Regions from separate parts of the Homo sapiens genome. Here region 2 is linked to region 1. The links are chromatin loops, found by intact Hi-C in ENCODE. Cell type or tissue: PC-9. All regions are shown on one strand. Each heading gives the region's core, and the rest is flanking DNA. Links, peaks and the distances in the headings are about the cores only.

What was found. Hi-C counts contacts between places; a loop is a spot of excess contacts. Peaks named below come from ENCODE experiments on the same cell type or tissue, not always from the same donor. Only the 100,000 strongest peaks of a DNase experiment are listed, where the experiment ranks them.
Region 2: a loop joins it to region 1, with 18 times the contacts of the local background. A loop is called at or near these places in 2 of 110 quality-filtered maps.

What each region holds. Positions count from the first base shown.
Region 1 is chr12:108,826,800-108,842,136 of GRCh38, reverse strand. All of the region lies in intron 2 of SSH1 (slingshot protein phosphatase 1), which reads left to right. It overlaps MIR619 (microRNA 619), which reads left to right and starts at 5,131; the gene lies at 5,131-5,229. RefSeq lists enhancers at 2,481-3,082, 3,642-3,771, 3,076-4,275, 10,345-10,454, 13,906-14,477. In PC-9, for the core only: no CTCF peak of the experiment used is centred there; DNase peaks (open chromatin) are centred at 8,196, 8,626 and 9,096; H3K4me3 peaks cover 636 bases; H3K27ac peaks cover 4,692 bases.
Region 2 is chr12:108,904,880-108,920,216 of GRCh38, reverse strand. SVOP (SV2 related protein) reads left to right here. Exons shown (of 16, transcript NM_018711.5): 13 at 431-542; 14 at 2,093-2,174; 15 at 4,345-4,434; 16 at 7,476-12,476. The coding sequence ends at 7,682. Among named protein-coding and RNA genes, the nearest start is that of DAO, 32 kb to the right of the region's middle. RefSeq lists enhancers at 1,643-2,158, 12,516-13,016. In PC-9, for the core only: no CTCF peak of the experiment used is centred there; DNase peaks (open chromatin) are centred at 8,126 and 12,196.

The DNA.
Region 1 (15,337 bases), core at 4,524-12,523:
TTCTTTTTGAGACAGAGTCTTGCTCTGTTGCCCAGACTGGAGTACAGTGGCATGATTACAGCTCACTGCAGCCCCGACCTCCTGGGCTCAATTGGTCCTCCCACCTCAGCCTCCCAAGTAGCTGGGACCACAGGTGCACACCACCTTGTATTTTTGGTAGAGACAGGGTCTCACTGTGTTGCCCAGGCTGATCTTGAACTCCTGGACTCAAGTGATCTGCCCACATCGGCCTCCCAAAGTGCTGGGATTCCAGGCATGAGCCACTGTGCCTAGCTATATATATATATATATATACACACACACACATATATACTTTTTTTTTGTGGGGGGGGATGGAGACTTGCTCTGTCACCAGGCTGGAGTGCAGTGGCACGATCTTGGCTCACTGCAACCTCTGCCTCCAGGGTTCCAGTGATTCTCCTGCCTCAGCCTCCCGAGTAGCTGGGATTACAGGCATGCGCCACCACCCCTAGCTAATTTTTCGTATTTTTAGTAGAGACGGGGTTTCACCATGTTGGCCAGGTTGGTCTCGAACTCCTGACCTCAGGTGATCCACTCGCCTCGGCCTCCCAAAGTGCTGGGATTACAGGCGTGAGCCACTGCACCCGGCCCTATATATTTTTTTTAATTAGAAAACTCATTCTAGAATGGGGACAAATGAGGACAGAGACGTGAAGAGTTAATTCTGTCAGAACTTAATTAAACTTTTCATTAAGGTTAACGTAAAACGAATTTTGCTCAGAGTCTAGTAGGTTTCATTAAACTTTCGAAACACCAGTACTTAGACTTCAAAAGAACGCCTCAGGGCTCTGGTCTCCTTCCTGTGCACTTAGCACATTGCGTGAGCGTGCACGCATGCATGTACACACCAGGAATGTGCGTGCAAGCTCAGCTCGTAGGTAGCAGTGTTACCAGCGTTCATCTTCATGATAAATGGGGCAAAGCTGTGAGACGGAGTCAGACAACCTAGGGTCCATCTTGAGAGGCGTCATCTGCTGTGCAACCTAAGGCAACGCCTCTTCACTTCTCTGGGTCCCTGTCTCCTGCTATGTAAAGTGAAAAGACAAGATTAGGTGATGGCCTCCAAATTTAAGAATGAGTCCTCAGACCCACCAATCTAGATCTGTGTTTATATTGTGCTGCTCATCATTTGCTGTGTATTTGTAACTGACTATCACGAGTTTTATTCCCACGGTGAGAGCAAGGTCATGCGCTTATGGGGGTCTAGCTGGGTCAGGGCTATGGTCTGACCCTGCAGTGGAGAAAACCAGCCGGGCTACTGAGAGGAAGTGACCCTCTGCTGGGACTCACCTCCTCCTCCGCAGGGCTTAGCCTGCCGCGTCTGCCCCCAGGAGCAGAGCCATACACAAAGCAGCGTCCGTTTAGAAAGAAAGTACTCGCATCTTTAGAACTCATCTTTGGCATTCATTGTTCTGTGGTCGGATCTCTGGATTTAGACAGCTTATTAGAAAATTCCTGAGATGAGGAGGACATCCAGATGGGTCATGCTGCTTCAAGGAAGGCTGAAAATGAGAAACCAGGATTAATCAAAATAGGATTAATCAAAATCCAGAGGAGCCATTTTCTTTTTTTTTTTCTTTTTTTTGAGACAGTCTTGCTCCGTCACCCAGGCTAGAGTGCAGTGGCACGATCTCGGCTAACTGCAACCTCTGCCTCCTGGGTTCAAGTGATTCTCCTGCCTCAGCCTCTTGGGTAGCTAGGACTATAGGCTTGTACCACCATGCCTGGCGAATTTTTTGTATTTTTAGTAGAGATGGGGTTTCACCATGTTGGCCAGGCTGGTCTTGAATTCCTGACCACAAGCAATCCAACCACCTCGGCCTCCCAAAGTGCTGGGATTACAGGCATGAGCCACTGCGCCCAGCCCCCGAGAGGAGCCATTTTCAAAGCGAACTGAGCGATTGGGCTGGAGGGTGCGGGGGCTCCTGCTTTGTGGGTGTAGTCAGTGTCGGGATGCAGGGTGATGTGCTTATGAGGAAGCCACGCTGGCCAGCCTGCAGTGTGGGGGCAGAATTGCAGTGAGATACAAGAGACTGCCGCATAAATGAGGACATGCCGGGAGAGCCTGCGTGTGGTCAGAGCGGGGCTTCTGGATGGGGCATCGGCCTTGCCACTTAGCTCACTTGCATGTCTGACCCTGGGCCCACCACCTGCCTTCCTCCTCTCAGGGCCCTCCTGAGGCCTCCAGAGAGTCTTGTTCTGTGTACAGTGTCTGGCCCTGGCCTATACCCAGTGGCCATCATTTTCAGTGCCAGCCCTTCCTGCCGCACTTGTTCCCCTCCAAAGACCAATGTTAACCAAGTGACACCTAAGAGGAAAAACCCAGCCTTGACCTGTTTTCCTGCAAGTTCCTCTGAAACCTGTGCCAGGCTTTTATCTGGGAAATATCATTCTTGAGTGCCTTTACTTTTACAGTTTTTTTTTTCTTTCTTTTCTTGAATGGTTACTTTTGAAGCTATTTTTAGAAAGACTTTGTTTCAGAGAAGGCTGTTCAAGGTCCTGTGTTAGGAAATGCCTGGTCTCTCCCTGTGCCCACAGAAGTCATTCCTGGTCCAGGCCTGGCACGCACTTGCCAAGAGTCCTCGAGGCGTGTTTCCCCAAATCTGGGCCCCATCAGAATTCCCACAGGAAGGGGCCTTCAGTGTGGTCTGGAAAGAGCCAGGCTGGCTGCAGCATCTGGAAATCACTTGTCACTTCCCCAGTGGCCAGGCCCACCCGTGCCACGCTGTGTCTGTTGCAGCTGGGAGTCTAGGAGTGGCTCTTTAGGTCTGGAGTCAAGGCCACTGACCTGTTGGCTGCCCCTACAGCAAGAAGGCTCCCTAAGGAACCTAATTCCCAGGCCCTGGGGACTCCTGACCAGGCCCCACCTCATGAGATGGAAGGGAAAAGAACCTCTTGTGAAACAATATGGTAATGGAGGTGGTTTTTACTTAGCTATTGGCTTTTTCCATTCAGCCCATGTGTATTTAGTGCCTAAATATGGGTTCTTTGCCAAATGCCAGGGATTCTGTGTGGAGTCAAAAAGAGTCCTTATCCCTCAGGGGTAATGTGTGTTGTATCTACAGTAGTGCCCTCCAAAAAGGATTTGAAACACCTTACAACATTCATAGAGAACAATAGAATGTAACATTAGTGAGAAAATCGGGACACGAAGAAAGCAGAAGAAAATAAGATGAAGTAAGGGGAAGGTTTGTACATGTAATACATGACATAGCATTGGTATGGTTACCAGAATTTGGCCACAGATCTGACTTTGAGTTTCCTGGTAGTCAAAGCAAAGAGAGAAACAAGACCAATCTCTTGATTCTTGGTGTCCTGAAAATACCAGCAGATCAGTTCCTCGGAAGAACTCTTCCTGATAGATACCTGTGGTGTTCACAAGGAAGCCCAGCATAATGGATGGACAAGCAAGTTGTCTTAACAGGGAGAGCTGATGCTGCATGCCTATCCCACCAATTACCCTGGGTATTTGTGGTCTTAAGAGGTGAGGTCAGCAGCAGCACTTGGTGCCAGAGCTGCTGGCCGCCCCAGCACTGAGACAGGATGCTGAGTCACATCCTGCAGGGCTGCGGTATCCTGGCTTCGCGTGCCCTTCACAATAGGAGGCCTGCACGGGCAGGTCAGCCCCTGCTGTTCCAAACATGTGGTCTCCGAGCAGGAAAATGCTAAAATTAGATCTTACGTGGTCCAGAGCCGTGTATGTGAGAGGCCCTCAAAACCTGGACACACACAGACCAGGAAGACCTGGGAGAGCAGAGCTCTTCATCGTTCTCTTCTGCTCTGGGCACGAAACAGGGCCACTTCTGTTCTGGAAAACACGAAGAGGGCAAACAGTGCTGAGGCAGGGAAGGTCTTGCTTGGTGAGGGTAAAACTATGCAAGAGATGAAAGGGCAAAGTCATGAAATATGCCCATACCAGTGATCAGTAAAATCATCTGAAGCTTTTATTACCTACCGATAAAGAAAAATTACAGGTCGTGTTTTACCAAAATCGAATTAAGTGGAGATTTAAAAAATAACTTTAAAAAATTTGGCTGGGTATGGTGGCTCATGCCTATGATCCCAGCACTTTGGGAGACCGAGGTGGGAGGATCTCTTGAGCCTAGGAGTTCAGTACCAGCCCTGGCAGCATAGTGAGACCCTGTCTCTACAAAAAAATTAAAAAATTAGCTGGGGGTGGCAGCACACACCTGTAGTCCCAGCTACTTGGGTGGTTGAGGTGGAAGGATCGCTTGAGCCTGGGAGGTGGAGGCTGTGCTGCGTGAGCCGTGGTCGTCCCACTGCACTCCAGCCTGGGCGACAGAGTAAGACCCTGTCTCAAAGGAAAAAAAAAAAAATTGGTAACTCGAAAACTTGTAATGCTCCCAACACATACAAATGATTAATACTCAAGGTCATGGATACCCCAGATACTCTGACTTGGTCATTACACAGTTTATGCATGTAACAAATACTTACATGTTTTCCATAAATATGTAAAATACTACGTCGATAAAAAATTCTCGTTAATTTTGAGATAATTTCCAGCTTACATAAGAATTGCAAGTACAGTGAAAAGAACTTTCTTTTTTGAACCATTTGAAAGTAATTTGTCAACCTGCTACTCCATTACCCTTGGAATACAGACCAGGGCATTCTCCCACAGAACCGCAACACAGCCATCCACGCGGGACACTGACTCTGATGCATTCCCACCGTCTAGTCCTCTAACCCCATTCAAGAGTCACCATATGTCCCAGCGTTGTCCTTCATAACAAAAGATCCAATTCAGGACTGCCCATTGCATCTAGTTATCCTGTCTCTTGGCTCTCCTGCAGTCTGGAACCTTCCTCAGTCTTTCTTTGACTCTTGTGGCCTGGATTTTATTTTATTTTTTTATTTTTTGAGTTGGAAACTCACTCTGTCGCCCAAGCTGGAGTGCAGCGGTGATATCTCAGCTCGCTGCAACCTCCACCTCCCGGGTTCAAGCGATTCTTGTGCCTTAGCGCCCCAAGTAGCTGGGATTACGGGCATGCTCCACCACGCTCGGCTAATTTTTGTATTTTTAGTAGAGAATAGGGTGTTGCCATGTTGGCCAGGCTGGTCTCGAACCCCTGACCTCAAGTGATCCGCCCACCTCAGCCTCCCAAAATGCTGGGATTACAGGCATGAGCCACTGCGGTCGACCATGACCTGGACATGTTTGTGCCCAGTACTGTCAGTTTGCAGAGTGTCCCTCAGTGTGAGTGTGTCTGATGTTCTTGTGTGATTCCACCGGGCACGTGTATTTGGCTGGAACATCACCCAAGGGATGCTGCGTCCTCGTTGAATCCCATAAGGTGGCACTTGATTTCCTTTTGTCCCACTATGGTGACATTCACTTTGGTCACTAAGGTGGGTTTTACCAGGCTTTTCCACTGTACAGTTATTCTTTTCCCCTTCATCATTCAGAAGCATTCCTTGGAGAGATACTTTAAAATTATGTTAATATCCTGTCTGCCATCAATGTCCGTTTCAATTCTTTGTATTTTTCTGTTTTATTCAGTGGTTTATAATCTGCTCTTAAATTGTTGACATCCTTGCTCAAATTGTCCTTGTGGACAGTTAGGGCCAGTGGGATCTCATCCAGGCTGGCTTCTGTGTCCCTTTGACATGTCCACATCATTCTTTAAGTGCTTTCTTGCTTTCTGGCAACAGATGCTCCCTACCCACCTGTGGAATCAGTCCTTTATCCAAGGGGCTCTGGTTCCTTTTAGTGGAAAATGAAATTTAGGAGCCAAGCTAGGTCTGCTTATTGCTGTTGGGGTGTTGCTAACCACAGGCCTCTCAATGGGCAGAATTAGGGAACATTTGTATGTACGTGCATACACACACACGTGCATCTATATTTATTTCAATAGGTTGAAAACTATGAGTTCAGACTGGTACCTTCAATTCTGATGCAGCACCTTGGGGTTCATTCTAGTTTTGTCTCTCCATATTCATGACTCCCATTGTCCCTGAAATATTAATAAATATTAACATTATGCATATTATATAAACTTAGGTATTATTTATATTATATAGTATATATTTGTTAATATTGATTATATTAATATTAATATAATCGATTATATTAATATAGTTATAATCGATTATATTAATATAGTTATAATCGATTATATTAATATAGTTATAATCGATTATATTAATATAGTTATAATTGATTATATTAATATAGTTATAATTAATTATATTAATATAGTTATAATTAATTAATATAATATGTATATATGCTATATATCATAAATATATTAATTATAAATATTAATATTAACATTAATGTTTAATATTTCATTCCTTGCCTGTGAGCAGTCTCTGTCTCCCTTGCAGCCCCCTCCCTGCACAGATGCCCTTTGCACCCTGCTTGCCAACAGACACCTCAGCTTGGGATCCCACACCCCCTCCCCAACTCAGAAGCTTGCCCTGCCCTTCCCCGCCAAATGGTTTTTAGGTCTGAATTGTTGGGAGGAGAAGTGGACTTTTTTGAGACTGTTTTCCAGAGGTATCAGTTCAGCTGAAAGCCAGTGCCTAAGAGCAGAGGTTTCAGAGTTACACTCCTGCCTTCCCCTTCCTGCTTCCCGGCTCCTTGGTCTCATGAACTTGGGCAGGTGACTTAACCTCCCTGAGCCTCAGTGTTTGTTTGTTTTGTTTTCTGTTTTTTTGTTTTTTTAAGACGGAGTCTTACTCTGTTGCAGTGCTGTGGCACAATCTCGGCTCACTGCAACCTCCATCTCCTGGGTTCGAGTGATTCTTGTGCCTCCCAATAGCTGGGATTACAGGAGCACGACACCACGCTCGGCTAATTGAGCCTCAGTTCCCGTATGTATAAAACACTGAGAGATGGACACTGGGGAATAAATGAGTTAACATACCTGATGTGCTTAGCATAGCGCTCAACGAAGATGTTATTGGTGTTACATTTATTGATGTCCACTGTTTTCTGGGCACTGAGAGGGATCCTGAGACAGAGAAGTCATAGGCCTAGCTCTCCAGACACTCAAGGTGATGTGGGGAACTTAGCTGCTGTTGTGTTATTTGAAGCACTCAGTTGTCAGGAAGACCTGACCTGACCTCCAGGTGGCTTTAACTCGCACGTGGCATGATGCTGTGAGTCTTATTTGCCAGGTTCAACCTGTGTGTGGGGAGTGCCCAGTGTGCCCAGGGCACAGAGATGACCAGGGTGAGTTACTCCTGGAATACTGACTTCAGAGAAGAGCACAGCTTGGCCAGTGTATCTACCAGCACTTACTTTCAATCTACTGTATGTCAAGCACAGAGGGAGATTTAAAAAGCATGTGCATCCTGGCCCTCACATCCCATTGTGAAGTTAAAATATACTGGCAGGAAGATGGCTTCACCACTAGTTAGTAAATAAGTGGGTCAGGGAACACGATTTGGAAATGAGGGAACTTGGGTTCCTAGGTTCCTATCACTAAGGGTGGTCTTTCCTTCAGTATCCAAGGGGATTGGTTTCAGGACCCCCGCCTTTGCCGAGGATAACAAAATCCATGGATGCTTAAGCACCCGCAGAACCCACTAATTCAAAGAGTTCAGCATCCCTCAAATACTGTATTTTCTGTCTGTAGTTGGTTGAATCCACTGATGAGGAACCCGCGGATACAGAGGACCGACTGTATGTGACCTTGAGCAAGTGACTTAACCCTTAAGCCTCAGTGTCCTCACCTGCACAGTAAGAGGAGGTGCTAGAAGATGTTGAAAGGGAGGAGCTATAGCTCACAGCGAGGGCCACAAGAGAAAGCTTCCTGGAGAAGGCATAAACACTGGAAGACAGGCATGACGTCGGGAGGCAGATGGGAGGAAGGACACCATGAGCCGAGAACCACAGTAGGCTTTATGGGGACAGTGCTATAGCTGGGGATAGAACAGAGAATGCGAAGCATGGAGAACAGGGGGAATAGTGCGAGAGGTAATACAAGAATGGTTTTTTATTCTGAAATACTGTTTTCTAACTATATTCTAAGCCCCTAAGGTCAGGACATAGCAGATGAATGAAATTTAGGTTAACGACATACAATGGCTAATTGTGGCAACCCATAGAGAGTTAGCACAAGAAGTTTGGACTCTAATCAATAGATGATGTCACATGGCTAAAAGTTCTGGGGCTGGGAAAGAATGTCATGAGAGCAATGGTTAGCGGCTGTGCAGAGTGGGCGAGAGGCCAGGGAGGCGCTTGTCCTGATTCTTCTCACCAGGCCAAAAGCTTCCGGAGCTCTGCTGTCCTATACCACAGCTGATAGCCTCATGTAGCTAATTAAACTTAAATTTAAATTAACTAAAATGAAATAAAATGACAAACCCAGTTTCTTGGTCACACTTACTGCATCTTAAGTGTTCAGTCAACACATCTGGCCAGTGGCTCCCATACTAGACAGAGAGTGGGTAGAGAATACAACAGCCCTGGCCTTCAGGGACATTCAGAGAATGCAGCACAGAGCCGGGTGCACCGTGGGGCTGCTTGGATGTCGCCTGGCTCACGGGGGTGAGGAGGGCCAGAACTGGGTGGTGCCTGAGAGACCTGAAAGGAGGGGCCTCTGACAAAGTTAGGACTCGGTGACAAATGACTGTGGTATGGGGCTGCATACCATAGACAGGGCTGAGAACCTGGGACAGTCGGGATAATCTCTTCTCGGAATTTTTGAGCTGTCTCAGAAACATTTCCTTCATGTGCCTGTTATTTCTGGCGTGTTTGGCTGTCTTTGCTGCCATAGCATTTCCCGCACAGTGCAGCCTTTATACCTTCTGCCCTCGTGAAGGGGCTTAGATCCTGGTAGAGCAGATGATGCTTGGAGGAAGATGCATTAGCTCCAGCTTCCATGGGGCCTGAGGGCTCTTGGGGTCATCAGGGAACTATCTTAAAATTTGCTAAACCAAGCCAAGACACATCACTTGCTGTCTTATTTAGGGAGAAAAAAAAAAAAAAGCTTGCTTTTGCGAGCTCGCTGGTCAGTTCAGCTGCTTGCCGCTACCCGTTGGTTTGAAGGAGAGCTGTGTAGCTGGCTCAGAGAATGTCTCTTACTGTCTGAAATACTTTTGGACATTCCTTCTCTCTGAGAGAAGCCTACGCCTTCTAGCCAAACAATACATGTTCCAGCAGCAAAGATATTTGTAATGAGCCCTGCCAGCATTCCTTGTCTGTGACCCCTTTCCCTAAGTATAACGCTCTGCAGAGCTGGAATTTTTCTATGCTCAGCATTATGTGTTTAGGGGGGTACAATTTGGGAGCTCCGGTTGACAGGTGTGTCCCTAAAGTTACTTGTTTTCTTAGGCTCTGAAGAGTGACATTTGGAACGAGGCCCTGCCATGTTGCACTGCAAGGCCCACAGTGAAGAAGAACGAGACCTTGGCCCAACTCAGGGTCTTTGTGACTTTTAAACACGAGTTCCAAATGAGGGAAGAACCTGTGGGAGAACCATGGAAAGAATTTTCCATCCGACCTGCAGTCTTTAGCTAATCTCTCTCCAAATGGTGAATTTTCGATCTCCTTTACATCTTTATCAACTTCACTTTGCTAGGCCTGGGGTTCTGAATCCATCCAGAGCCTCACTGAGAGTGGTTTTGAGGTCAGTTGATTAGCTTTCCACGTTGCTGCTATTGCTGCAGGTCAGATGGTGCTGCTTTCTGACCTATGGATTCTTCAGGAAGAGCACCGAACTTTTTCAGCCCCATTCTACCTCTTATTAGCCAGATGACCACAGACAAGTCATTTATCTTCTCCCAGTCTTGGTGGTTTCATTTTCTTTTCTTTCTTTTCTTTTCTTTTGGGAGGCGGGGGTGGGTGGGACAGAGTCTCCCTCTGTCTCCCAGGCTGGAGTGCAGCGGTACAATCTTGGCTCACTGCAACCTCTGCCTCCCGGGCTCAAGTGATTCTCCCACTTCAGCCTCCCAAATACCCGGGACTGCAGGTGCACGCCACCACACCCAGCTAATTTTTGTATTTTTTGTAGAGGCAGGATTTTGCCATGTTGCCCAGGCTGGGGTTGTTTCATCAGGGGAATGGGATTGTAAAAATTAAGTGGAAAAATGTAGGGACAAACTCTCTATAACTAGAAAGCTATTATTTACATATTTAAAACAATATATGTTGATAGTATACCAGGCATTCAGGTGCTGAGAATTTGTGATGTTGACAGTGCGATGTCTCAACCACAAGCATGAGGTTTGTTTCTTAGGTTTGCACATTCTGAAACTTGAATTTGTGAGTTCACTCAGGGATGATCAAGTTCTAAGAAACCAATTTACGCTAACCAAACTTATAAGGAACTGATATATAAAGCACAATTTGTAAATTGAGGTTTATGAACCCACAGGGGGGCCTTTTATGACAGAGGCCAAATCCTCCTGGGTTCACAATAAGGTACATGTAGCATAATCATCTTACTCTCCTGCCCCTTATGCCTCTCTGTTTACTGATCCTTCAGGGCCTCGCAGGCTTCATTTCTTCCAGGGAGGCCTCCCTGAACCCCTGTGTGTACGTGCATCTGCACCTTCCACCTCCTTCCACCGTGGAACTTGCTGCCTTATATCGAAGTTACTGTCCTGTGCCTGCCTGGCCCTCCAGTGTCACTCCAGACCAGGTGTGGAGTGGTCTGTGGCATGGGTGGAAACCGGGTCTGTTTCACTTCTAAATTCTCAGGCCTTAGCACTGACCGGACACAATAGACACTCAGCAAATACTTGTTGATCGAAACCGAATTAACAGAGCCTCCTTTTTGGAATGCTCGTTGGCACCCATCTTTCTATGCTGACAGCATTACATTAGTTCCTTTTTCTCCTAGAATTACCATCAAGTTCGCTGGACAATTGACAGTCCCCTCAGTAATCACCATGCAGAGTGGGGTACCATTGAGGGTTAGTTCTATCCAGGGAAAAGTGATTCCGTTTGTCTCAGCCTGTCCCATCAATCTGGGACCCTTTACAGGGCCTCTTCTTCAGGCTCATATTCTCTACTTTTTTTTCGAGATACAGCATCAGAAATCCTAAATTTGTACTATTTAACTCCCTGTTTCCTTAGGCATAAATTAGTGTAATAATGCCTGTCTGGTCTTCCACACGGTTTTGTGAAGATCAGATGAGTTGACATTCACCAGAATGCTTTGTCCACAGCAGAGTTTGTCAAAGGTCTGATCTGAGGTTGGTCTCGGTGGCTCACAGCTGTCACCCCAGCACTTTGGGAGGCCAAGGCGGAACAATCGCTTGAGCTCAGGAGTTGGAGACCAGCCTGGGCAACATAGCGAGACCCCATGTCTGTTTCACACAGCACAGGTCTGATCTGTTTTTGCTTTCACTGTCATCATTTCGTATTGTCATGATGCAGCGTCTCCCTTAGAGGGCCAGAAGAACATTCAGGTCTCTGAAAGTGTGTAGTAGAAGACTAGCATCTGTTTTACTGCTTCCAAAGAGAGTATTATTTTGTTTTTGACCCTAGCATGACCTCCCTTTATTGCACCTAATCACATCACCCACCTTCTGAGAGCACCATGCCTTTTTGTTGGTGTTACCTTTTACCAGCAGAAAACATCGACGTGTACCTATGTGAGAGGTATCTTTATGAAGCCCATGGAGAAGACTGTTTTCTCTGTGTCTTCTGATGTTGTTTGTTTGTGTGTTTGTTTTTGAGACAGTCTCACTCTCATCCAGGCTGGAGTGCAGTGGGGACTCCAGGATCACAATCTCCACTCAGTGCAGCCTCGACCTCCAGGGTACAAGTGATTCTCGTGCCTCAGCTTCCCAAGAAGCTGGGACTACAAGTGTGCGTCACCACGCTCAGCTAATTTTTGTATTTTTAGTAAAGACTGGGTTTCACCATGTTTTCCAGGCTGGTCTTGAACTCCTGACCTCAAGTGATCCACCCACCTTGGCCTCCCAAAGTGCCAGGATTACAGGCGTGAGCCACCATGCCTGGCCATGATGTTATTTGATTCTGAGGTTTTTAAAACTTGGCTGTGCATCAGAAGCACCCCCTGGAACTTTCTGGAGACAAGATCTGTCTCCCAGGTTGGAGTGCAGTGGTGTGGTCACAGCTCACTGTAGCCTTGACCTCACCAGGCTCAAGTGATTCTCCCACCTCAGCCTCCTGAGCAGCTGGGACTACAGGCACACACCACCAAGCCTAGCTAATTTTATTTTTATTTTTTTGTAGAGATGGGATCTTGTTACGTTGCCCAGGTTAATCTTGAACTCCAGGGGTCAACTGATTCTCCCACTTTGACCTCCCAAAGTGCTGTGATTACAGGCATGAGCTACCATGCCCAGCTCCCTGGAACTTTTTAAAAAAGTAGATGCCCAGGACTCATCACAGACCTTCCGAATTAGACTCTGCTGAGGCTGGACCTGGGCATGAATGTGTTTTAGGAGTTTGATAGGTTGTTTCAATGTATGACCAGAGTTGGAATTCAGGGGTGTTTGGATATTCCATACTGTGATGTTTCTATACCTACTATTTTTGTTCTTCAAGAAATGCTGTTTCTATGCAGCAGGGCAGACACCCAGATCACCAGCACATATACCCATTCCTTAAAGAGGATGGCTGTCTTTGCCCTTATCAGAGCTTGGGCTGGCTTGGCTTACCCTGTGCTCCATGCTCTGCAAATGTTTGCCTGTTTGGATGAATGAACAGAACCCTGTAAGGAATTCTAGGGGTTAATTCTAGGGGTTAATCAGAGTATATATGGTAGAATGTAAATTGGAACCCAGAAATATGAATTCCCAGACCATTGTTTTTACTTTTGTTCCCCACCGCCCCTGCCCAAGACAGTGTCTCACTTTGTCGCCCAGGCTGGAGTACAGTGGTGCGATCTTGGCTCACTGCAACCTCCGCCTCCTGGGTTCAAGTGATTCTCTGCCTCAGCCTCCTGAGTAGCTGGGATTACAGGCATGCACCACCACACCTGGCTAATTTTTGTATTTTTAGTAGAGACAGGGTTTTGCCATGTTGACCATGCTAGTCTCGAACTCCTGACCTCAAATGATCCACCCATCTCAGCCTCCCAAAGTGCTGGGATTACAGGAATGAGTCATCACCCCCAGTTTTTACTTTTCTTAAACCTTAAAGCGCGGCAGTCACCATGGGCGTTGTCCATGCTATCCCTGGTGATTCTATTTTGGAATTGTTGACGGGCTTCCTTCGTTTGTCATATGGAGAAAATACCTTACCCTGCAGAACTGCCAGAGTTCAATGACGTGGCGTAGCTAAGTACCTCCTACAGCCTTGGCCACATGGGAGATCCTCAGTAAATAATAGTCCTGTTGATGAGAAACTTACCTTGAAAGCGACTTCTTGGTCAGCGTGGCTGTGTGGTTTACAGAACTCCTTAGCCTCTATGCAGTGCAGAAGGGCCAAAGGATGTGTCCTGTCCCCCAACTATGACGGCAGTGGTGGGTAGGATAAGGCTGTGGGTCCCCTGCCCTTCTGATTTCTACTTGGGCAGATGGAAGAACCCCGGCACAGTCTCGTCTTCCTGGAGTTCTGTTTGCTTGAATGGTTCCTTCTCTCTCTTTCCCACGCATGATGCATTCACACACTGGGAAGAAGGACGGAAGATGTGATCCACATTCTGACTTCTCAGTGCCTTAGTGGCTTTGCCATTAGGCACCTGGGCAGGCATGAGCGGATGTGACCGCAGCATAATGGCTCTGATTTTCATTCTGGATGAGTAGAACAGCTGCTTAACAGGGGTTAAGCAGGTGGGCGTGGGGCAGATAGATGTGAGTCCAGCCCCATCTTGTAGAGATATGTGCTCCTAGGCAAGCTGGGGTTTCCTCACCTGCAAAACCAGAATCATGGTAATGTGTGTTTCACTTAATCCGTAGGGAGGATCGCTTGGTCACTTGTGAGCCGAGGGAAGAGAAGCCCCTACTCAGTGCTGCTTCCTTCAGGAATTGTTCCAGAAGTCACCAGTTAAATGCTCCCTCCTCCCTCTTGTAAACCCTAGCCGAGCCCCTTTCTTAGGGTACTTATTCCATTCTCTCCTGCGTCATGGTTATTCACATCCTGAACTTATTTCTCTCACTGAAAGAAACGCTAAAAACACAGCTCTTGGCTGGCTTGTGCCTGGAGGGTTTGGGATCACACCTCCAACCTTTAGGACCTTTGCAGCCTGACCTGCCTTGGGCACCGTGCGTATCCCAGAGCTCCTCATAGGTGTGCATGTGGTCCCCTCTACCTGGCGTGTCCCCTCAGATAGCTGTTAGCATGACTGAAGAATTTTCAGGATGTAACCGTGCTTTGAGTACGCAGAATAACTAACTGCGGCAGCTGCCCACGTCACCGTCACCGTTGGGTAAATGGATGCTGATTTGAAAGAAAGAGTCATCCTTCAGAATGTTGATTTGAATCGGAAGGGGGTCTTGTTGCTTGGGGTTGGTTCCTTGGGGCCAGTTGTTTGCCCTCACAATGTCGAATGCACACCCCGGTGCTTGTTTCTCCGGCCTACAGAAAAGCCCGTAGGAGTGCAGTGATTAGAGGAACCTCAGCTGTTTTGCTGAATGGCCCTCTTTCATCAGGATGTGCTGGGACAAGGGCCTTTTTCAGCCAAAATATCAGAGGAAGACAAGAGTTCCACAAGAGCCATTTGCTTTTCGGGTAGGACTCTGAGGAGGAGTTGGCTCCCCAGCCCTCGTGGAAGCACTCGGCAGCCTCCTGGCTTTTCCTGATCTCCATAGGGAGCAGATGGCCAGAGCTCGGAGGGCAGTTGTAGGGAGCGTTAGAGATGTGAGCACTGCAGCCACGAACCTCTTTTATTTTACCGACTTCTGCATCTTCCTTCAGCCAACCCACTGCTTCTGCTGTCCAGAGGTTTCCAGCTCAAATTAGTACGTATGACCACCCTGATTACTGGTTTCCTGCCATGGCTTGGTTTCTGGATGACACTGGCTGTTTATATTTTGGGGGCCTGGGGTTTTTTGAGGAGCATTGATTGAGGTTTTTTGTCTGTCTTCAATGCTTTGGAGAAACTTTAATCTTATGAAGCTTCCCGAATGGCAGTAATCAGTGTCCGAGAACAGATCTGTGTGGTGGAGATAAAAACATTCCAGTTGGCGGGTAGAGAGGGCAGCGGCTTTTTTTTTTTTTATCCCTCATCAAGATTTTTCTTACAGCGGTGGAGGAAGACATTTCCGTTTTGTCTGTCTGCGTCTGACCTTTTGTAACTTTAGTCACTCCTTTTAGGACACTCAGATCTTTTGTGAGAAGAGTGACTTCTGGGTGGCTGGGATGGATGGCTTGTGGGTTTGGGCTTCCTGGCCCCAGACACCTGGTAAAGTGAGCGTGCCATCA
Region 2 (15,337 bases), core at 4,451-12,450, 78 kb before region 1:
CAATCAAGGCATTGGCCCAGGGTCTGTAGTCTCATCTGAAAGCTCAGCTGGGGCAGGATCCACTCCCATGCTTACTGACATGGTTGCTGGCAAGATTCCATTCCTTGAAGGTTTTTGCACTGAGGGCCTCAGTTCCTTGCTGGCTGTTGGCCAGAGGCTACCTTCAGTTCCTTGCCAACTGGCCTTCTCCATCAAAGCAAATATATGAGAAGGGCCAGGGAAAGAGAACACCAAGACAGAAGTCACAGTCTTTTATCACCTGACCTCAAAAGTGACACCTTATCACTTTTGCTGTCTTCTAGTCATTAGAAGTGAGTCACTAAGTCTAGTCCACCCTCCAGGGGAGGGGATGATACAGGCTGTGCTACGAGGATGGAGGGCATTGGGAATCACATCGGAAGCTGCCTATCTCTCCCCACTCCCCTTCCAGGTGTCCTTGTGACTCTGTGGATTATTGACCGCCTGGGGCGCAAGAAGACCATGGCCCTGTGCTTTGTCATCTTCTCCTTCTGCAGCCTCCTGCTGTTTATCTGTGTTGGAAGGTAGGTGATCTGCAAGCCTAGGTATGAGTTTGAGCACAGGTGGAGGTGTGGGTGCAGGTGTGGGTGCAGGCCCAGGTAGATGTGCGGGCCAGGTGTTAATGTAAGCCCAGGTGGAGGTGCAGGCCCAAGTGTGGGTGTAGGTGTGAATATGGGTACAGGTACAGGTGTGAGTGCATGTGTTGGTGTATGCCCAGGTATGGGTGCAGACCCAGGTGTGTGTATAGACCCAAGTGTGGGCACAGGTGTGGGTATAGGCCCAGGTGTGGGTGCAGGCCCAGGTGTGGGTATAGGCCCAGGTGTGGGTATAGGCCCAAGTGTGGGTGCAGGTATAGGTGCAGGCCCAGGTGTGGGTGCAGGCCCAGGTGTGGGTATTGGCCCAAGTGTGGGTACAGGTGGGGTAGATGCCCAGATGTGGGTGTAAGCTCAAGTGTAGGTACAGGTGTGGGTGAGGCTCAGGTGTGGGTGTAAGCCCAAGTGTGGGTGTAAGCCCAAGTGTAGGTACAAGTGTGGGTGAGGCCCAGGTGTGGGTATTGGCCCAAGTATGGGTGCAGGTGTGGGTGCAGGTAGGGGTACAGACCCAGGTGTGAGTGTAGGCCCAAGTGTGGGTGTAGGGTGTGGGTGCCGGCCCAGGTTGCGGGTATTGGCCCAAGTGTGGGTACAAGTGGGGGTGCAGGTGTCAGTGCAGGCCCAGGAGTGGGTGCAGATACAGGTAAAAAGGTGTAGGTGTTCATTAGGACTGAGGGTCATGGCTGCCTCACAACTGGATAAAAGATCAGGGTCTCTGATGGGGGTTGTAGTCAGGGGAGAACTTTGGCCCCAGTTTTGCTCTAATGATGCCATATTTAGACTTTTGATATCATCTCCCAATGAGATCATAAATGTAGCTATTTATATATATGTTAAAACTGTTAACTTGTTCAATGGAAATATTTCAAATAGATCGTTTTGTAATCCCGTTTTAACATTTCTCCATTTTTCCATTTGCCAAGAGCCTCAAAATATAGAAATGGCTTATGCCTCTATTGATCTCTGAGAGGCCCCAGACCACACCTAGTGAGGAATCTGTGGGCCACCTCCTGGTCTGAGGAAGATTGGGAGATGTAGCTTCGACCCTGAAATGTTAGTGTTCTGGGACATTTATGGGAACAATGGGACAGAGGGTTGGGATCAGAATTATCCTAAGAATACTAAATAGTGGTTTACTTTCCCCAGCTCAGCTGGCCCCTGGCTCAATTCCTGCTCCACCCTCAGCCAAATTCCTGTCTGAGCTTTCCACTATTTATATCACTTCTCCCTAATCTTGTGCCCATCCTGGGCACCACAGGTGTTCCCATCTCTCAGCCTGTTACTTTGAGGAATGATTAACTTACAAAAGCAGGACTGTCAAGATGATACTGAAATATGTGTGCCTGCATGTCTGTATCAATGAGCATCGGGGAGGGGTAACCTTTGCCAATTGCTAGGGCATTGATACTGCCTGGGAAGATAGGACTATGCTGAAACAAGCAGACAGAAAAAAATGCCATCATCTGCCTTTATCCTCCTCCTAGAAATGTGCTCACTCTGTTACTCTTCATTGCAAGAGCGTTTATTTCTGGAGGCTTTCAAGCGGCATATGTTTACACACCTGAGGTAGGAGGGGTGTCTGGGAGCTGCTGGGGAACGGGCAGTGGGGGGAGAGTGGCTGTGGGGGATGCTCTGCTTCCAGAAACCATTAAAAAGAATGAGGTGGTGGGCGCGGTAGCTCATGCCTATAATCCCAACACTTTGGGAGGCCGAGGCAGGAGGATCACTTGAGCCCGGATGTTTGAGACCAGCCTGAGCAACATAGCAAGACCCTCTCTCTAAAAAAATAAAATAAAAATGAGCCAGGCTGTGGTGGCGCACACCTGTAGTTCCAGCTACTCAGAAGGCTGAGGTGGGAGGATCACTTGAGCCTAGGAGTTGAAGGCTGCAGTGAGCCATGGTCATGCCACTGTACTCCAGCCTGGGCAATGGAGCAAAACCCTATCTCAAAAAAAAAAAAAAGAATGAGGTGGATGTCTATGTATTGATGTGGACAAGATTTTAAGACATACTACTGAATGGAAAAGGCAGATTGCAGAATATGTATGATATGATACCATTTATGTATTTTACTTTCTATTTTCCATGTGTATATTTTTGAACATATCTGGGAAGATACATTCCAAAGATATCCCTGATAGTAGGGCCCTATGAGGAGAATTTTCCTGGCAGTGGAAGTAGATCAGGAGAGAATTTAGGCATTTTGATTTTTTACAAGGAGGATATATTTCTATATTGTTTATGTAATTGAGTAAATTGAAATATCATGTAGAAATGCATATGGTATGCACTGAAGAAGTATGTGCTGAATAAGTAAGTGAATGAAGATATATGTGCAATATATAATCCAGAAAAGGCTAGAGGAATATACATAAAAATGTGACAAATCTCGAGTGTTGAGATCCTGAATGAGTTTTATATTTTCCTCTTTAAGTTTTTATTCTTTGCAAGCTTTCTACACTGAGCATTGCATTTGTTAAAACATGTTAGCTAATGTAACAGGGAACCCCCAGAGTGGAGGGTTTTGATACGAGAGCAGCTTCTCACTTATAAAAGAGCCCAGGCCAGGCACAGTGGTTCACGCCTGTAAACCCAGCACTTCGGGAGGCCGAGGCAGGTGGATCGCTTGAGCTCAGGAGTTCAAGACCAACCTGGGTAACATGGTGAAACCTCATCCCTAAAAAACATACAAAAATTAGCTGGGAGTGGTGGCACATGCCTGTTGTCCCAGCTACTCGGGGTGGGGCTGAGGTGGGAGGATCACTTGAACCCGGGGAGGTCGAGGCTGCAGTGAGCCATGATTGTGCCACTGCACTCCAGCCTGAATGACAGAGTGAGACCCTGTCTCAAATAAATAAGTAAATAAAATACTATAAAATAAAAGAGTCCAATATGGGTGTTCTAGGTTGGGGGACAGCTTTCCTCCTCCAGTGATTTGGGAACCCAGGCTCCTCGCATCGTGTGCCTTTCTTATCCAGGGATCTTGCCCCAGGGGACATTTGGCAATGCCTGGGAATATTTTGGATTGTCATAAGGTGGCATGGGGAGGCAGAAGGGCTGCTGGAATCTCGTGGGTAGAGGCCAGGGATGCTGCCAAACATCCTACAACGCACAGCAACCCCCACCCCCATGACAAAGAATGAGCCATCCCAAAACATCCACAGTGCCCAGGCTGAGAAGCCCTCTGGCTTAGGGCCATGGAGTCCTTCTCGCAGCCAGCAGACATGGGAAGGGAGAGGAGAAAACATACCCTTCTTAATTACCTTGGGCTGGAAGATGCACAATCCCTTCTCACTTTGCCACTTAACAAAGCACGTGGCCCCTACTGGGTACAAACTGAGAGACTGTAAACATTTCCATCTCTCTCTTTATGAAGTCCCTTGAAAACCTGTGACCCAGGCTTCAAGGTGAACGCATGAGAAGAAGGTAGAGAGCAACCCCTGAGTTGTGAACTTGTGGCAGTTCCTGGTGGAGGAGTCTTTGGGGAGCCCCCCCCAGGACAGAGTGGACCCCTTTACTGGGTTCCCACCCGCAGCTCAGCCTCTTGCCCTAGGTCTGAGTTGAGCCTCCCATGCCCTTTGGGGTGAGGATCCCTGTCCCTTAAGGGCGTCACCAGCACTGGAGGGATTTGCCCTGACTTCCGGCCTGCCCCTGAGGTTGGTCCTATCAGCTTGGAGCTGGAGTGGTGGGAGGAACCTGCATGTCCCCATGCCTATATCCGGCTGCTGTGTTTCAGGTCTACCCCACGGCAACGCGGGCCCTCGGCCTGGGCACCTGCAGCGGCATGGCAAGAGTGGGTGCTCTCATCACTCCGTTCATCGCCCAGGTAGGTGCTGCCCCCAAATACAGAGGGATGGGGGGTGACAAAACCCCATGCATGGCAAGCAGTTACTACATGCCGACTGTCCCCAGAGCCCTCGGGTTGCATTCGCTCATTTTATCATAACAACACACCCGAGGACAGAAGAAATATTGCCTGCAGATGAGAAAACAGAGGCTCAGGGGCTAAAATGACATGCTCAAGGTCATGCAGCTGGAAAGTAGCCAATCCAGGAGTCAAACCCAGGTCTTCCCTGTGAAGAAAATCCTTGGGCTGCCATATGTTTTGCTTAAAAACAATGTGGATGAAAACAAGTGGGCAATTGTGAGTGAATTAATGCAAGAACAGAAAACCAAATACTGCATGTTCTCTGGGAGCTAGACATTGAATACACATAGACATAAAAATAGGAGTAATGGACACTGGGGACCACTCGACTGGGAAGGAAGGGTGGGAGTCATGGGCTGAAAATTCCACCTATTGGGTACTGGGCTCACTACCTGGGGATGGGGTCATTTGTACCCCCAAACTTCAGCATCATGCAATATATCTGTGTAACAAACCTGCAGTGGACCCCTTAATCTATGATAAAAGTTGATTTTTTTTTTTTTTTTTTGGGATGGAGTCTCGCTTTGTCACCCAGGCTGGAGTGCAGTGGTGTGATCTCAGCTCACTGTGACCTCCGCCTCCCAGGTTCAAGCGATTCTCCTGCCTCAGCCTCCCGAGTAGCTGGGATTACAGGCGTGCACCACCACGCCTGGCTAATTTCTGTATTTTTAGTAGAGACAAGGTTTCACCACGTTGGCCAGGATGGTCTCGATCTCTTGACCTTGTGATCTGCCTGCCTCGGCCTCCAAAGTGCTGGGATTACAGGCATGAGCCACTGTGCCTGGCCAAAAAAATTTTTTTTTTTTTAACAAAAGGAAAGAAGGGTCAGGTGCTGTGTCTCACGCCTGTAATCCCAGCCCTTTAGGAGGCTGAGGCGGGCAGATCACTTCAGGTCAGGAGTTCGAGACCAGCCTGGCCAACATGGTGAAACCCCCATCTCTACTAAAAATACAAAAATTAACTAGGTGTGGTGGCAGGTGCCTGTAATTCTGGCTGAGGCACAAAAATTGCTTGAACCCAGGAGGCAGAGTTTGCAATGAGCCAAAATTGCTCCACTACACTCCGGCCTGGGCGATAGAGTGAGACCTTGTCTCAAAAAGAAAAAAAAAGGAAAGAAAACAAGTATGCCGACAAAATTTAGTGGAAAACAAATAAATATGCCAGTTCCTGCTTTTTGAATTAGATAATTAGACGTCATTGCAGAATTTTGCAACTCTTCGTGTGTCATGAAGCATTTGTATCTAGGGATCTTAGTAAGTCTTTTTGCTTTTTGAAAATCCAGGTTTTTTTCTGTTTGAATCACTTTTTTATTGAGGTAAACGTCACATAACAAAATTAACCATCTTAAAGGGAACAATTCAGTGGCATTCAGCACATTCACAGCGTTGGGCAACCACTGCTTCTATCTAGTTCCAAAACATTCTCATCACCCCAAAATAAACCCCTGGATCCACTAAGCAGTCACTCCTCATTGCCCACTTCCTCTAGGCTCCTGGCAACCACCCATCTGCTTTCTGTAGATTTGCCAAGTCTGAATATTGCAGAGAAATGGAATTTAAAGACGTGTTTAGCCAAGTGTTTCTATTCTACTTTGATTTTAGCCGTTGTGTGGCACTCCTAACTGATGCTGGTTGAGAGCTCACCATGTGCCTCCACGGTGCCAGGTGCTGCCAGGTTCTTCCCATTAGGAAGTGACACCACTCTATGCCCATTTGGCAAATGAAGAAATGGGCTGGGCATGGTGGCTCACAGCTGTAATCCCAGCACTTTGGGAGGCTGAGGTGGGCAGATTACTTGAGGTCAGGTGTTCAAGTCCAGCCTGGTCAATTTGGTGAGACTCCATCTCTCTTAAAAATACAAAAGAATTAGCCAGGCATGGTGGCATATGCCTGTAGTCCCAGCTACTCAAAAGGCTGAGGCAGAAAAATTGCTTGAACCCGGGAGGCAGAGGTTGCAGTGAGCCAAGATTGCACCACTGCACTCCAGCCTGGAGACAGAGCGAGACTACATCTCAAAAGAAAAGAAAATGGGACTCAGCTCTGCCGTGTTGTTTGCCATGTGCCAAAAGCTAGGAAGTTGGCACAGGCACTGCACTGTTCCAGAGGAGAGAAGAGTTATAAGGAGCCCAGACTCAAGCTTAGCAGACCCAAGTTCAAATCCCAGCCCCATCCTTATTATCTGTATGAACTTGGGTAGGAACCACTTATCCTCTTTGAGCCTCAGTTTTCTCCTTTGTAAAATGGGGATGAAGTACTTAGCTCATAGGGCTGTGGCATGGCATCTGTGTTGGTCCGTTTTGTGTTGATTTCAAGGAATACCTGGCTGGGCGTGTTGGCTCATGCCTGCAATCCCAGCACTTTGGGAGGCCAAGGTGGGTGGATCACCTGAGGTCAGGAGTTCGAGACCAGCCTGACCAACATGGAGAAACCCCATCTCTACTAAAAATACAAAATTAGCCGGGCGTGGTGGCAGAAGCCTGTAATCCCAGCTACTTGGGAGGAGAATCGCTTGAACCCTGAAGGCGGAGGTTGCGGTGAGCCAAGATTGCGCCATTGCACTCCAGTCTGGGCAACAAGAATGAAACTCATCTCAAAAAAACAAAAAAAACAAAAAACAAAAAAAAGAATACTTGAGATCAGGTAATTTATAAAGAAGAGATTTATTTGACTCACGATTCTGCAGGCTGTACAAGCATGGCACCAGCATCTGCTTGGCTTCTGGTGAGGCCTCAGGAAGCTTTTACTCATGGAGGAAGGCAAAGGAGGGGCAGGCGTGTCACAAGGAGAGAGAGGGACAAAGGGGGAGAGGAGGGAATCACCAGATCCTTTTTAGCAAGCAGATATCACGAGAGGGCCTGATGTTACTAATACTATTTGATGGTTGGCGATGTCTGTGCTTCAGAAGGGATGCTTTCACCGACCCGTGTCTCCTTCCCCTAGGTGATGCTGGAATCCTCTGTGTACCTGACTCTGGCAGTTTACAGTGGCTGCTGCCTCCTGGCTGCCCTGGCCTCCTGCTTTTTGCCCATTGAGACCAAAGGCCGAGGACTGCAGGAGTCCAGCCACCGGGAGTGGGGCCAGGAGATGGTCGGCCGAGGAATGCACGGTGCAGGTGTTACCAGGTCGAACTCTGGCTCTCAGGAATAGTGACCGATGGGGGACTGAGCTGGTCTTTGAGGCTGCAGAGCTTGGGGGGCTGGCAGGCCCCAACTGGGGCACTGATTGTCACTGCCGACATCAAGAACTCACCCAAGAGTATGACCTGGACCAACAGGGTTTTGTGTCTTGACTCAGTTTGCTCATCTTCATTGAGGTCCACCCAGGGATGGGGAGATGTTTGCTCTAGGGGGTTCTCTGTATATGTGGTGAAAGCTTTGTTCATAACCTGTGGATCTACATGGGAAGACTACCCATATTAGGAGGGTCTGGTAATGCCAGCAACCAATCAGACACCACCCAGAGTCACCCGGCCAAACCCTCAGTGAACAACCAAAATATCTCTCTGTAGATACCGTCCAGGCTCAGGCCCATGTGACACCTGCTGTCCACCCACCGGACCTGTTCAGTAGGTTTCTCCCACACTCACAGCCCCAGGCTTTCTTCTTTGAAATTGCAGGCGATCTAGGTGTGGTCTGAGCAGCTATTTCCTGGCAGGGGCCCCCCGGTTTGCCTCCCTAGAGCCTGACCAGTGGATTCTCTGGCAGATGGACATGGTGCATTCAAACTGGAGCCACATGCCCCCACCCAGCCCCCTCTGGAGTTGCCGTTGTTGGCACCAAGAGATCCAGATGTGTCCCTGGGGACAGCTGGTCTTGCACCAGGTGACAACCTCAGAACGCCGTTACCCCCTGGGAACTGAGGACTGAGGCCAAAGTGAATCAAGCTGAAGTCAGAGCACGGGCCTCCCCTTCTGAAGCAGCGAAGGCCACGGTTCCGACTTCTTTCCTGGCCCCCTCCTTGGTCAGGCTGAATGGTGACTTTTATTGTTTTTTGAGACGGAGTCTTGATCTGTCGCCCAGGCTGGAGTGCAGTAGCGTGATCTCGGCTCACTGCAACTCTGCCTCCCGGGTTCAAGCAATTCTCCTGTCTCAGCCTCCCGAGTAGCTGGGATTACAGGTGCCCACCTGTACTTTTTAGTAGAGACAGGGTTTCACCATGTTGGCCAGGCTGGTCTCGAACTCCTGACCTCAAGTGATCCACCCGCCTCGGCCTCCCACAGTGCTGAGATTACAGGTGGGAGCCACTGCACCCGGCCTGAATGATGACTCTTGAGGGGAAAAAGTTTACTCAGGTTTGCAGGTACAAAATCCAAAATCCAGGGCTTTGGGTTTTGTGCATGGGTAGACAGCTGAATGGGCAGAGAAACCAGAAGGATGCTACACCCACCATCTCATCCCATGGGGATCAGGGGACCAGGATTCCCTGATGCGAAGCTGCTCCTCTGTCCAGGGACGTCTTGATCATTACACAAAGGCAGCCCCTGGAGTTCCATTCATGGAGCCTGCCGTGGAGTGGAGAGGGGTGGGAGGACTCAGGTGTGTGAAATGTATATGTTTTCAAAGGAAGCAGTGGGAGGCCAGTTGGTTTTGAGTTGGTCTCCGCAGGCAACATCACTTCTGGGATTTGGTTTACTGGAGCCTTTTTTCCCATGGTGAAGGCAGGGGACATAGACAAGGAGGGAGGAAGCTGGCAGATCCCATCAAAGGCCAGAGCAGACAGACCTACTGCTTGAAGTAAACATTGCAAGGAAGCCAATTTGTGCGTTCAACTCTTATTAAAACATGTCAGTGATGGACATTGCAAGAGCCTAAGTTTATTCATTGTCATCATGTCCTAGTGACAGTCCAGCCTAACGGTCTGACTACCTTTGTTCATCGGAATTCATCTCAATGCTTTAGTGTGATAATCTCCTTTCCAATGAGTGGGGAAAGACATACCGTTGGCAGCCAACATTGTGGCTGAGCTTGTTGGAGACAACACTTTCTTCTAATGGTGTGCAGGTCATGATGGGGGACTTCTTCCAGCTCAAGTTCTAAATCAACTGCAAACAATACTGTGTCTCTAAAATGTGGGCTGCAGCCCCCTCCGCCCAGGCAGTTGAAGAGGAGATGGCTTGGCAGATCTCTGTCTCTCTCTGACAACCACATTTCCTTGAACCACGTGTGGCTGTAGCTCTAATTATTTCTGGACAGCTGAGCTCTCCTGGGTAACACAGAACTTTTGCTTGTCTCTTTTGCCTTCCGGCTGGTCAGACGCTACTGGATGATCATGTCCGCTCCCTCACCCTAGAATAACCCAGTGGAGCTGGGGGCTGGGGGGGATAGAGTGCTTGGTGGGCAGGAATATTTCCCAGAGACTAGGGTAAAGGGGTTTACAGTTGAGGGCCTTCTCTACTTGAGAAAGTGAAAGTTAAAAACTCCTGCTGGGTATGGTGGCTCATGCCTATAATCCCAGCACTTTTGGAGGCCGAGGCGGGCGGATCACAAGGTCAGGAGATCGAGACCATCCTGGCTAACATGGTGAAACCCCGTCTCTACTAAAAATACAAAAAAAAATTAGCCAGGTGTGGTGGCGGGTGCCTGTAGTCCCAGCTACTCAGGAGGCTGAGGCCGGAGAATGGCGTGAACCCAGGAGGCAGAGCTTGCAGTGAGCCGAGATCGCGCCACTGCACTCCAGCCTGGGCGACAGAGCAAGACTCCATCTCAAAAACAAAACAAAACAAAACAAAAACTCTTTGCCTTGTAAATAGCCTGCCTTTTTCAAAAAAATCAATATTATCAAATGATACAAGAGCTATCACAAAAGGCACCCAAACTTCTGAATATGTGAGACCTTTAGCTGAGAACATTTGTATCTAATTTTGAACAATCCTATTCAAAAAGCTCCTATTTTCGTTAATGGAAATGCCATGTTTCTCTTAGAGTTACGAAAGATCTCAGAAAGTGGCAAAAGATATTTAATGTAGCCAGAGCTATATATTTCTGTTTTTCTCGTACTTCAAGTATTCTGAAAAACATATAACTGACCTTGGTGGTGTTCACAATGGGATGAAACAGTATCTTAGGAATTGACTTTGAAATTAGTATGGAAATTCATTGTTTTTAATATAACATTGAGCAACAGAAAGCCTTGAATGATAAGATCAAGAGTCTCCCCTGCCATTATTTTCAATGGCAAAAACTGCAATTACTTTTTTTTTTTTTTTGAGATGAAGTCTCAGCTCACTGCAACTCTGTCTCCCAGGTTCAAGCGATTCTCCCTCCTCAGCCTCCTGAGTAGCTGGGATTACAGGTGCCCGCCTTGATGCTTGGCTAATTTTTGTATTTTTAGTATAGACAAGGTTTCACCATGTTGGTCAGGCTGGTCTCAAACTCCTGACCTCAAGTGATCCGCCCACCTTGGCCTCCCAAATGCAATTACTTTTGCACCAACCTAAGAACAGTAATCTCAGTCAATAGTGGCTTAAACCATTAGAACCAAAACCAGGCAGAGATCAGAGAAGGTTCAACGCTCAACAATGTTATCAAGAACCCAGCTTCTTTTTGCCTTTTCTTTTCACCATCCTCTGCATGTTGGCCATCTGACCCTGTGCTTGAAACCTCATGGTCACAAAATGGCTGCCCCTGTGCTGGACATCATATTTCTTTTCAAAGAAGGTAGAATGGGAAAGGAGCAGTCATAAAAGGTTTTCTTTCAGAAGAGTCTGTTGGTTTTGGTTAGAAAAGGAAGTCCCCTGGCAGATTTACCATTGCTTCTCATTGATCAGACCTGGGTGTCATGCCCATCCCAGCATGAGTCCTGCTGTAGGGCTGGAAGGAAGGGCCTACGAGCACCAAGGGATACCCACAGCCTCCTGAACACAAAATTGGGATTCTGTTAGCACAGAAGAAGGATAGCAATGGCTGTTGGATGGGCGATGGTTGCAAGGAGCCTGCCGTGGATGTGTAGGCCACAGAGCTCTCATCAGCACTGTTTTCGTGGCCAGGAACAGAAATTCTACTCAGGATAATTAAAATTAAGGAACAGAGCTTTATTATAAGACTGGGATCGGTAGTTAATTTCCTACAGGGGAAATTCAGGGCATGTAAATCAGTGAAATGGAAAAGGTGTAAGGACAAGAGAAACACCAGCCCTGTCTGCAGGGGGGGGCTGCAACTCCCTTCCAGCTGATGTTGTTCCACCATGGGTCCAGTGTGACCAGATCTTACAATGTTCAAAAGAGGAGTCTAGGTTTTTCTGTGAAATCTCCAAATATTAGTATATTGGATCAAAAATGTTCAAATGATGTGTGAGCTCAATAAAATGCATCTGCAGTGCAGCTTTGGTTGATGGGCTGATGGTTCACTCTGACAGTTTAGAGAGATTGCATAGGAATAAAGTACAGCCTGGTGTCATTCAGAGGAACAGGGATCTGGGAAACCACTGGGGCCCAAGACAGCTGCCCCTCTGAATCTGTGGCTCTTGTTTCTTCCCTTTTCTGGCAGAAATGAGTCTAGCTTCCATCTGTTTCCTTGTGGCTGCTGTGTATGCATAATCATGCACAGAGCTTCCATAGCCTCATAACCCAGCTCTGCAAACATACCTGACTCAGCTGCTCAGTGCCCCACTCCCAGATCTTCAGGAATGAAGCTGATTGGCCCAGTTTAGTGTTGGATTGAGTCTTGGTCCAATTCAATTGGGTCAGGAAGAAGTGGTGGAGAGGTACAGACACGGTGGCATTGGCCTGCCCTTTAGCAGGGTGGTGCAGACAATTGCTGGTATGCCTGGAATCTGCAGTGACATGTGCATAAACTCTCAAGTCTATTCATCAGAACTCTCTTACAGATCATAACGTGGCAAGTGGTCAGTATGCATGGAATATCCAGCATGTCCTGGACATGTTATTCAACACTGAGGATGCAAAATATCATAAGACATGGTCCTGGCTGGGTGCAGTGGCTCATGCCCATAATCCCAGCACTTTGGGAGGCTGATGCGGGAGGATCACTTGAGGCCAGGAGTTTGAGGCGGCAGTTCGCTTTGATCGTGCCACAGCATTCCAGCCTGAATGATAGAATGACAGATCCTGTCTCTTAAAAAACAAAACAAAACAAAACAAAACAAGCCAGGTGTGGTGGCTCATGACTGTAATCCCAGCACTTAGGAGGCCAGACGGGAGGATCGCCTGAGCCCAGAAGTTTGAGACCAGCCTGGGCAACATGACAAAACCCTGACTCCAAAAAGAATACAAAAATTAGCCAAGCCTGGTGGTGTGCTCCTGTGGTCCCAGCTACTTGGAGGCTGAGGTGGGAGAATCACCTGAGCCTGGGAAGTCGAGGCTGTAGTGAGCTGTGACCATGCCACTGCACTCCAGCCTGGGTAACAGAGTGAGACTCTGGCTCAAGAAAAATAAAAGAAGAAGGAAGAGGAGGAGAAGGAAGGAGGAGGAGGAGGAAGAGGAAGAAGGAAGAGGAAAAGGAAGAGGAAGAGGAGGAGGAGAAGAAGGAGGAGGAGAAGGAGGAGAAGGAGGAGGAGGAGGAGAAGCAGGAGGAGGAGAAGAAGGAGGAGGAGGAGGAGAAGGAGGAGGAGGAGAAGGAGGAGGAGTAGGAGAAGGAGGAGGAGGAGGAGATATTCCTTATCTTCAAGCTCTCACAGTATACTAGGGAACATGCATGAACACACCACTGTGATACAGTGTGATACGGGTGCTAAGGATGAATGCAGAGAGTGTCGTAGGAGGCACAAGGGATGACAACCCTGAAGCTCTAGAGCATCCTGAAGCACCTTCTGACTCCTCAAGGATTTGGGGGTTTCAGGCAGACTTTGGTCACTGGTGGTACCTTACTATATTTTATATTTGAATATCCACATACATCATATATAATCATTCTCTCTTTTTTGAGATGCTATGTTGCCCAGGCTGGTCTCGAACTCCTAGGCTCAATCGATCCTCCCACATCAGCCTCCCAAGTAGCTGGGATTACAGGAATGAGCCACGGTGTCTGGCAATAATCATTCTCAATTAATCAAGAATATTTTATGATGAACTACTTAAAATGCCCCAACCCCCACCATGCCAGAGAAGAGAGTGCTTTCTAAATTCATCGATAAGAAAACAATTCCACTCCCAAGAGCATCAAAACAAATAAAATACTTAGGAATAAATTTAACAAGTGCAGTGTAAGACCTACAAACTACAAAACATTGCTGAAAGAAACTGAAGATCTAAATAAATGGAGAAACATTTCATATTCATGAATCAGAAGACCTAAATTGTTAAGATGTCAATCCATACTCTCCAAATGACATATAGATTCAACACAATCCCTGTCAAACTTTCTCAGCCAGCTGGCTTATTTTGAAGAAATTGTCAAGCTGTTTTTTTTTTTGTTTTTTTTTTTTGAGACAGAGTCTTGCTCTGTCACCCAGGCTGGAGTGCAATGGTGCGATCTTGGCTCACTGCAACCTCCACCTCCTGGGTTCAAGCGATTCTCCTGTCTCAGCCTCCTGAGTAGCTGGGATTACAGGCATGTGCCACCATGCCCAGCTAATTTTTTGTATTTTTGGTAGAGACGGGGTCTCACCATGTTGCCCCTGCTGGTCTTGAGCTCCTGCCCCCAAGTGATCCACGGGCCTCAGCCTCCCAAAGTGCCGGGATTACAGGTGTGAGCCACCATGCCTAGCCTGTCAGGCTGATTTTAAACTCATACAGAAATGAAAAGGACCCAGAAGAGCCAAAACAAAAGTCTTGAAAAAGAGGAACAAAGTTGGAGGACTCACACTTCCTGATTTTAAAATGTACGAGAATGCTACGGAAATCAAGACAGTGTGGTACTAGCATAAGATAGATCTGTGGAATAGGGTCCAAAAATAAACACATACATTTATTTTTATTTTTATTATGGAGACAGCATCTTGCTCTGTCATCCAGGCTGGAGTGCAGTGGCATGATCACAGCTCACTGCAGCCTCGACTTCCCAGGCTCCAGCGATCCTCCCACCTCAGCCTCCCAAGTAGCTGGGACCACAGGTGTGCACCACCACGCCCAGCTAATTTTTGTATTTTTGGTAGAGACAGGGTTTTGCCATGTTGCCCAGGGTGGTCTCGAATTCCTGAGCTCAAGTGATCCGCCCACCTAGCCCTCCCAGTGTTGGGATTAGAGGCATGAGCCACTGTGCCTGACCAAACCCATACATTTATAGTCAACTGATTTTCCACAAAAGTGCCAAGACGATTCGATGAGGAAAGAATAGCCTTTTCTAAATTCATCAAGCTGCCAAGAATTCACTGAAAATCCAGTTGCAAATTGCCTTCAGGACAGAAGTAGCAGTGTTAGGCAAAGGAAAAGTATAACATATCCTCGAATAACTTATTTCATTACAACCTCGATGAGAAATAAAAAAAAAAAAAATCAATTCCGGCAGGGGCCACTGTCTGTGTAGAGCTTGCACGTTCTCTCCATGTCTACATGGGTGTTCTCCGGGTATCCGGTTTCCTCCCACACCCCAAAGATGTGCATGTGATATTCATTCCTGTTTTTATTTTATTTTAATTAATTTTTTAGGAGACAGAGTCTCGCTCTGTCACCCAGGCTGGAGTGCAGTGGCATGGTCTAGGCTCACTGCAACCTCCACCTCTCAGGTTCAAGCAATTCTTGTGCCTCAGCCTTCCAAGTTGCTGGGATTACAGGCATGTGCCACCACACTCGGCTAATTTTTTAGCCACGACATTAAGTGAAGACTTCCTGTGTAAAAATCAACCACTATAAAATTTACAGAACTATGTGGGTTGCAGGATTTCCCCATGATCCTTCTATTCTTAAT